2 separate regions of the Homo sapiens genome follow, and region 2 is linked to region 1. A link is a loop called in an ENCODE intact Hi-C map of the cell type or tissue named here. Cell type or tissue: A673. All regions are shown on one strand. Region 1 has its middle 5.8 kb from the start of ADGRG7. Region 2 overlaps TFG (trafficking from ER to golgi regulator).

Evidence for each region. A loop is a pair of places that touch in the nucleus more often than their neighbours do. Peaks named below come from ENCODE experiments on the same cell type or tissue, not always from the same donor. Only the 100,000 strongest peaks of a DNase experiment are listed, where the experiment ranks them.
Region 2: a loop joins it to region 1, with 4 times the contacts of the local background. A loop is called at or near these places in 10 of 110 quality-filtered maps.

What each region holds. Positions count from the first base shown.
Region 1 is chr3:100,601,813-100,605,812 of GRCh38, reverse strand. No RefSeq gene overlaps it. Among named protein-coding and RNA genes, the nearest start is that of ADGRG7, 5.8 kb to the left of the region's middle. RefSeq lists an enhancer at 2,425-2,694. In A673, a CTCF peak has its summit at 2,197 (motif pointing left); a DNase peak (open chromatin) is centred at 2,152; H3K27ac peaks cover 1,710 bases.
Region 2 is chr3:100,725,919-100,729,918 of GRCh38, reverse strand. TFG (trafficking from ER to golgi regulator) reads right to left here. Exons shown (of 8, transcript NM_006070.6): 4 at 1,061-1,207. Among named protein-coding and RNA genes, the nearest start is that of TFG, 18 kb to the right of the region's middle. In A673, no CTCF peak of the experiment used is centred here; no DNase peak of the experiment used is centred here.

The DNA.
Region 1 (4,000 bases):
GGCAGGCAGGCAGGCAGGCAAGCATTGATAAGAGGGAGACCTAGCATGAGATGCCAGAGCCCAGGCAGGATAAAGAAGGCATCAATAGGATGAGGGTGGGGGGAGGGGAGGGTGACCTGTCACGGAGAGACAGAGCCCAACCAAGCAGGGCAGGAGAGCACCCTGGGTAGAAAATCAAAGCCAGAGCAGGGAGAGGAGGGTGGCCTTCAGGGACCAAGAGCAGTCAGGAGGGCATCTAGGCAGGCCAGCAATGCAGTGCAGGAAGCCCGAGCCGGAGCTGAGTGGGGAGGGTGTCCACACGGAGTGGCCGCCTGAAACAGGGAGTCAGAGCCCAGACACAGAACCAAGGGGGTCCCCGCATGGATGGGCAGTGGTAGTGGAGCTAGTGGAGCTCAGAGACTGGCTACAAAGAGGATGACGGATCAAACAGGCAAGCACAGGAGGATGCCGGGAGCCAAATTTCTCCTTCAGAGCTCTGGCTCTGACTTCCCATGCTGCATTGCCCACCTGTATAGATGAGAAGGGGAAGGACATTACAAACATGGAAGGGGAGATAATGGGAGTTCCATGAGAATTTCAAAACAGGTCATCAGAAATAAAGAGAAAGAAAAGCTACGTGCCGTTAATTCTGAAGGAAGCAATACCTCCAGGAAAGAGGGCTGTCAGACAAATGCATGAATGAAGTCAGGAACTTCTCATGCAAAGGAGGAAAACTGTTACGACGAATACAACAAATTCAAGTATTTCAAAGGAAGGGATGTGATATTATTTCTTTTGCCAATACTTGAAGTAAATAATTTTTATTGTGCCTTTAGCATAAAAACCTATAGTGTTGCGTTGGAACTGAATGTACCACATGAATCATAATATATATATATGTATTCTCATATATACATACACGTGTATATACATATACATATATGTATATGTATATACATATATATACACACACATACAAAGAGAAAGAGAATATTTTATATATTTTAAATATATCTAATAATATATATTATATATAAACAATAAATAAATGTAGACACAAAAGTGTGTTTATATAAACACACATGAACATTTGTACATATTTTTTATATATATCACATATTTACATACACCTATTCTCTAGCTCTGGCCTGGAAGCAGTGATACCCTGTTAACAATGAGCACACCCAAAACCCAGAACTTGATTTGTAAATACAAGTTTCCACTAAGAGTAACATGGCTCCTTGGAAAATGGCTAATTCCAGGACTGCAGCAGAGAAAGTCATAGGTGAGCCAGGAATATCTTGTGCAGAAAGCAAGATACAATGAGTGTATATCAAATGGACACACAGAATCCAGCTTGAAAAGACTCCCCATTATCAAATGGTGGACAATTTCAGCATCAAAATAAATAATGCTTAAAAATAAACATTATTATAAATAATAAGTGTTTATAATAAATAACATTATTTTATTATGTTATACGTAAGTCCTAAAAATAGTAAATAATACATATAACAGATTATAATCCATTAAACAAAATAAGAAAACTAATGAATCTGAAATCCTGGGGTGGCACCCAGCAATCTGCGTTTTAACAAGTCCTCCAAGTGAGTTGATGTCTGCTGAAGTTTGGTAACCACTACTCTGGGGTAATTCTCCCAAAAGAAGTGAATCAAGTTTATAGCAAAGTAGCAAATGGTAAGAGATTAAATGGCATTTTGTTTAATAGGTCATTTATTTGTTACTTTATGGGAATACTCATGGCCTTAAAGATAGCCAGATTTTCAGAAAAGCCTGCTAAAATTCATCAAGAGCCTATATTTCTGTTGTCTGTACAACCACTCTTTTTTGTTTCATTTTATTCACTTATTCTTTTTAGCAGGTTTTTAATGAGCTTGTACCTGGAAGGGTCAAGAGGCTCGGAAATCCCCTTTATTTCCCTACAACCTGCACTGTGACCCCACTGGAAAGTTAAGAACATAGAAACCTGCTTATCATACCTCCTGCAGCATTGATGAAGGCTAATCCCAACTTCCCCATCTCAGGACGGAGCCTCTGAGCGTCTCCACTTGGGAAACCACCAGTGCCCTTTGCTGCTGCTTCACTGTTGGAAGCTCTGAGCTACTAATAACAGAGAAACCTTAAACTCATCCTTTAGTACATCTGTACAATAAAGCACCCTCCGTTTCCACCTAGTGGTTAAGGGAGGGCAGGGAGAAAGGGATCCAAAAAGCTTTTCCAGGCCAAAAGGAAGTCACCGGCTCATGCACCTTTCTTTGCATCTTCTTTTCTCTATAGCCCTTTGTTCTTAGGAACTTCCTACTCTCCCCAGAGCCAGGTGTTCCAGATAGGATCTTCGGGGCTGATTGGTTCCTGGAGGCATCATTTTGTGGAAAGTAACTCATTTAACACTAGTGGAAGTTTATTGTCCATGAAACTAAAATATGTGCCCATGGGAGATGCTGGACTCTGATTCATGTAACCCTGAATGAAGCTCTCTGTGCTCTAGAAGATGAAAGAAAAGGAACTCCCGAAAGTCTTTTTTAGTTTCAAATTTACTTCTTCATTTTGCTCTAGAGAACATCAGTTCCTCTGTTTATCTCTGCAGATTCGTTTCCTTTATCTTTCTTTTTCGCTTTCTCTTTTATTTCTTCCATTTTCCATCTCCAAAGTCTGAGCTGGTTGGCAGAGGTGTATAGTAAAGATTAAAAGAGCAGAGAAACAGTCATGGTTAAGTTGAGAGGCACAGTGTAGGAAATAGTTTGATTTTCTTCTTTTCGTTCTAGAAAGCCCAATTCAAGTGAAAGGCAAACCCCAAATTTGTAGTAACTAAGCAAGAGAATCATCTGAGAAATAGTCCCGTATAAACACTAGTCCTAAAAATAGTAGTAGGAAGTCATAAGCTGATCTGAGCAAGATGGGTTGAAATTTGCAATGTCCTGTGTGAAACAGCACTATCCTTTACATGTTGACAAGATAATATTCTGGATCCTAATTCTTTCCATTTAGTAAAGTATAATTATTTAATGAAATGATCAGTGTAAGTTATTTATTGCTACGCAACAGGTCACCTCAAAACTTAGGGATTTAAGATACAATCACCATTCATTTGCTTATGACCATGCAATTTGGGCAGGACTCTGCAGAGATAGCTTTGTTCCTCATGTTTATTTAGCTGAGTCATCTGGAAGCTCAGCTGGAGCTGGAGAATCCAAGTTGGCCTTTCTCACCTGTCTGGGTCTTAGCTAGTTGATTAGAAAGGCTAAGTCAGCTGGACCTTTCTTTACCTCATAGTCTTTTCTCCGCTAGGGCCTCTTTCTTCCTGAAGCCTCCTCAACAGAATAACCTTGCTTCTTCACATAGCAGTTGAATTCTAAGACAGCAACAGTGGAAAATAAGACCTCTGGCAGTCTGTTGTACCTGAGCGAGTTAGAGAAAACACCACAATTTGAGATGAATTAAGAGTCCGTTTATTTAGCCGGCGGCCAAGAGACGGCTAATGCTCAAAGTTCTCTTGGCCCCGAAGAAGGGGCTAGATTTTCTTTTATACTTTGGTTTAGAAAGGGGAGGAGCGGTCTAGTTAAAACAATTTTACAGAAGTAAAGTAGGCAAAAAAGTTAAAAGGATAAATGGTTACAGGAAGGTAAACAGTTCCAGGTGCAGGAGCTTTAAGACTATTACAAGATGATAGACGCGGGGCTTGGGGCATTATCAATCGGACGAATTCCTGGGAACTGCGGATATAGCTTGCCACAGTATCTTATCAGTTAATTGCATTCTTGGATGTGCTGGGAGTCAGCTTGCACAAGTTAAGTCCTTGAGGAAGGGGCTGCGAGTGAAAGAGCCAAGATGGAGTCTGTCTGGCTCTCTTAGCTAAAGGAGAGTCAATTCAGGTGGAAACAAGGCTAGGTGATTAAAGGAAAGGGAGAGTCTAAAAACAGCGTTAGTAAAAACAAGGTTGGGCATTACATTCTACAACCAGAACTTGTTCAGTGTCACTTCTACCATATTCTCTTGGTCA
Region 2 (4,000 bases), 120 kb before region 1:
ACTAGGAATAATCAATCACCAAATATTTATTAAACATCTATCATTAACATAATTCCATATGACTATTAGAAGACAGGAAGAGAGAAATGATGGAAAATACATCTTTATTTAAACTGTAACTAAAATAAAAATAGAAAACAAAAACTTCCAAAATATTTAGTGGCCAAAAATAGAATACATACCATTTATCCACAAAAATTATCTCATGTTAAGCCCTTTATATGCAGTCATCCAGTCTAGACTTTTTTTAAATTACTATTTCACAATATGGACAGTTTTAAACTATGAAAATTATAAGCAAACAAAGAATTTGTAAAAAGAAAAAAATAATAATAAGAGTTTTCTTTAAATGCAACATCTAAGAATCTTAAAAGAAGAAAGCAGTTTTTTAACTGTACTTTCAAGTCATTAACACATACTTAAAGTTCAGTCCACATTTTAAAATACATTCGGTCCCAAAATTATGTCAGTTCCAAATGTTGACACATTTTGCTTTATCTTAACACAAACAGTACATGTCATTATACAATGGGGAAAAAATTAGTTTTTCTTTAATTATTATTAAAAACTGTGTTTCAAATTTACAACATACCATTTTTAATGAACATTACTAATCTAAGTGATTTTTAGTTGAAAATACTTCCAACACTATGTAATTATTCATGAAATGATTTTCAATTCCCAAGGTTCATTACTTATCTATTATACTAAAAAGGGTTCATGTGTCAAAAGGATTTGAAAACTGACCTGTGTAACAAATCCAAAAGTCTAAGACTAGTTGCGAAAGAATCACCCAAAAAACACTTTAAAAATGGGATTTCCAGGTGCTACGCTCCAGTAGGTCTATGATGAGATCCAGAAATTGGTATAATGAAACCTCCTAGTAATTCTGATGAACAGCAAAGTTTAGGAACACAGACATAAATACTAGTAGAGAGGCAGAGGAAGAAACAAGAGTGACATTGGGGATGCCATCCTTCTCCTACTTAAAAAGAGTTTTTTAAAACCTCCAAAAAGACGTAAGAACAATAAGTCAGAATACAATGGATTCAGGGTTTACCATTTTCAGGAATATTGGTGGAAGGTCCTGGTTCTCCAGGTGGTTCCAAGCTATCCAATAAACGATTCACTTTATTTCGAAGTTCTATCAGTTCTCGACGGAGATATTTCACCTGACTTGATTCAAGGGGTCTTGGCTGGCCATTAACTGAAATAAAAACATTTATTTGCTTAAAATTAGAAGTTCATGAATAAGTATACTAATAATATGCAACAAGGAAAAATAAATACAATTCCTTTAAAAAAACAAAAACAAGATATCAATGTAATGGAGTAACTTTTTTTTTAAAAAAAAAGAATTCTCTATGGCTAATAACTTATTTTGGAAAAAAAGCAGAATTATCAGTCTTTCTTGATGCCATACCTATAGCCTATGACCTTACTGGTAAAAAGGTTTGGTAGGAAAATCCGAGCTCTACTTTTTAATAGAAATGATTAAATTTAATAAAAATCATAACTTCAAAAGCTCACTTTATTTCATGCTGTTCTTAAATATTTATTAAATTTAATAGAAATTATTAAATTTAATAAAAATTATATAACTTAAAAAGCTCATTTTATTTCACGCTATTCTTAAAATAATACAAAAATACCTTACTCTATACATGTTTAAAGATATAACATGACTGATAGGTCTGTTATCCCTCTTGCATAACTTTGTCTTGAAAAAAAACAGCTAACTAAAATAGCTGATCTTAAAAGAAATCGTTAAAAAAATATATGCAGGGCCAGGCATGGTGGCTCACACCTGTAATCCCACCACTTTGGGAAGCCAAGGAGGGAGAACTGCTTGAGCCCAGGAGTTCAAGAAAAACCTGAGCAATACAGTGAGACTTCATCTCTACAAAAACCTTAAAAAATTAGCCAAGTGTGGCAGCACATGCCTGCAGTCCCAGCTACTCAGGAGGCTGGGGTGGGAGGATTGCTTGATCCCGGGAGGGGAAGTCCAGTTGGCTGAGATCACTCCACTGCACTCCAGCCTGGATGACAGAGGGAGACCTTGTCTCAAAAAATTTTAAAAAATAAATATAAATTTAAAAATATATGCAGAACTTATCTACATCATGACTGTCCTTCAAAGCAGTTACTTCCAGAAACAGTATATAAGCCACAAAATGCCAGAGATTACTCGGTAATCTCTAGTTGTGATTTTTTAATGAAAGCAACATTACTTCACTTATTATTCATTTTGTCCAAATGATTTTCAGTTGACTGAAAAAAATGAAATCCTTCATTCAGCAACAAACACTGTCACCACTCAGGTTATTTTTAAAAAGAAAGTGACACAAGGCTCTGATTGCAAACCCCAAGACAGGCGTTCAAAAATTAAACTAAAATGCTTTGCACATTGCCAGTATACATACATACAAACTCCTGAAGCACCTAATTAGAAAAGGACATCTACGTGAAAATAAAAGTTCAGGGCGATTCTTTGTTAAACATGTTTCAAAATCAAACCACCAATTATAAGCTTTTAGAAGAAAACTCACAGTAATTCACATACTCCCTGCATAGCTATGAAGTTCAATACAATCTCCTACCTACATCAATTATTGGTTTTCACTTGGTATTACTGTTTTTTCTCCAATATTTGATGAGAAAAACAGCTCCTAGCAGCCAGAAACTGGTCTGGTACAGTAAGACAGGCCTTAGTGTTGCTGGAAGCTGGCCTGGCACTCACAGGTAGGCTGTGGTGTTCTCCCGTTGAATATAAATATTTCAAAGAACACCAACATCACACAAGACTATAATCTGTGATAGATCAACAGTCCATAACCATGTCAAAACTCCAGACAAAAACAAGAACACTGACCACACCAGAAAAATGACCAAACAACCTTTTATCCTGGCTAATATGAGTAACTGCTACTACTTTACCAACTGCAGCTTTAGCCTCAATTCATTCCTCTCACCTTCCAGATAAGATTTAGTAAGATTCATTCCTCTCACCTTCTAGATAAGATTTGATAAGATACCCAAACATAGAATCATCTCTACTTCCTGAGAGCATCCAATGCAGAGCAAAGCTCTACTTCCTTGAACCTTATCCAAAATCAGGTAACACAAACCCAAGCCCAAAAAAAAATACTTTTCTAACATACTTGTAAGACATCCTATTGTTCTCCGTGGTATTCATTCTCCCTTGCTGCAGTAAGTCAGTAAACCCAACTTCATTCAACTACAGGTGTGTTCCTGGTGGTCTTTGGAGCACACTGATACATCTTACCAGAACTTTTAAGAACCTTGCATTTACATTCCTAGTATGGCCTATAATCTGTTATTATCTACTCAGTGGGTTTAAGAGCACTAAGCTCCAAATTATACTCAATTAAAAGTTTAAATTAGCTAAGTTTAAATTAATTAAGTTAATATTAGGTGTCAGCTTGATTAGAGTGAGGAATGCCTAGATGGCTGGTAAAGTACTGTTTCTGGGTGTGTCTGTGAGGGTGTTGCCAGAGGACACTGACATTTGAGTCAGTGAACCAGAAGAGGAAGACCCATCTTCAGTGTTGGTGGGCACCACCCAATCAGCTGCCAGTGCAGCTATCACAAAACAGGCAGAAGAAGGTAGGATAAGTTTGCTTGCTGGGTCTTTAGCTCGCTCTCCCTCCTATGCCAGATGCTTGCTTCCACTCCTCCTGCCCTTGGACATCAGACTCCAGGTTTTTTGGCCTTTGGACTCCAGGGCTTGTACCAGCAGCTTCCCAGGGGACTCTCAGGCCTTTGGCAACAGACAAAGGCTGCACTATCAGCTTCCCTGGTTTTCAGGCTTTTGGACTTGGACTGAGCCACTGAGCCACTATCAGCATCAGCTTCTCTCTTTCCCCAGCTTGCAGATGGCCTATCACCGGACTTCGCCTTGTAATCACCTTGCAATTCTCCCTAAAAAACTCCCATGTATCTTATTGGTTCCATCCCTCTGGAGAACCCTAGCACACAT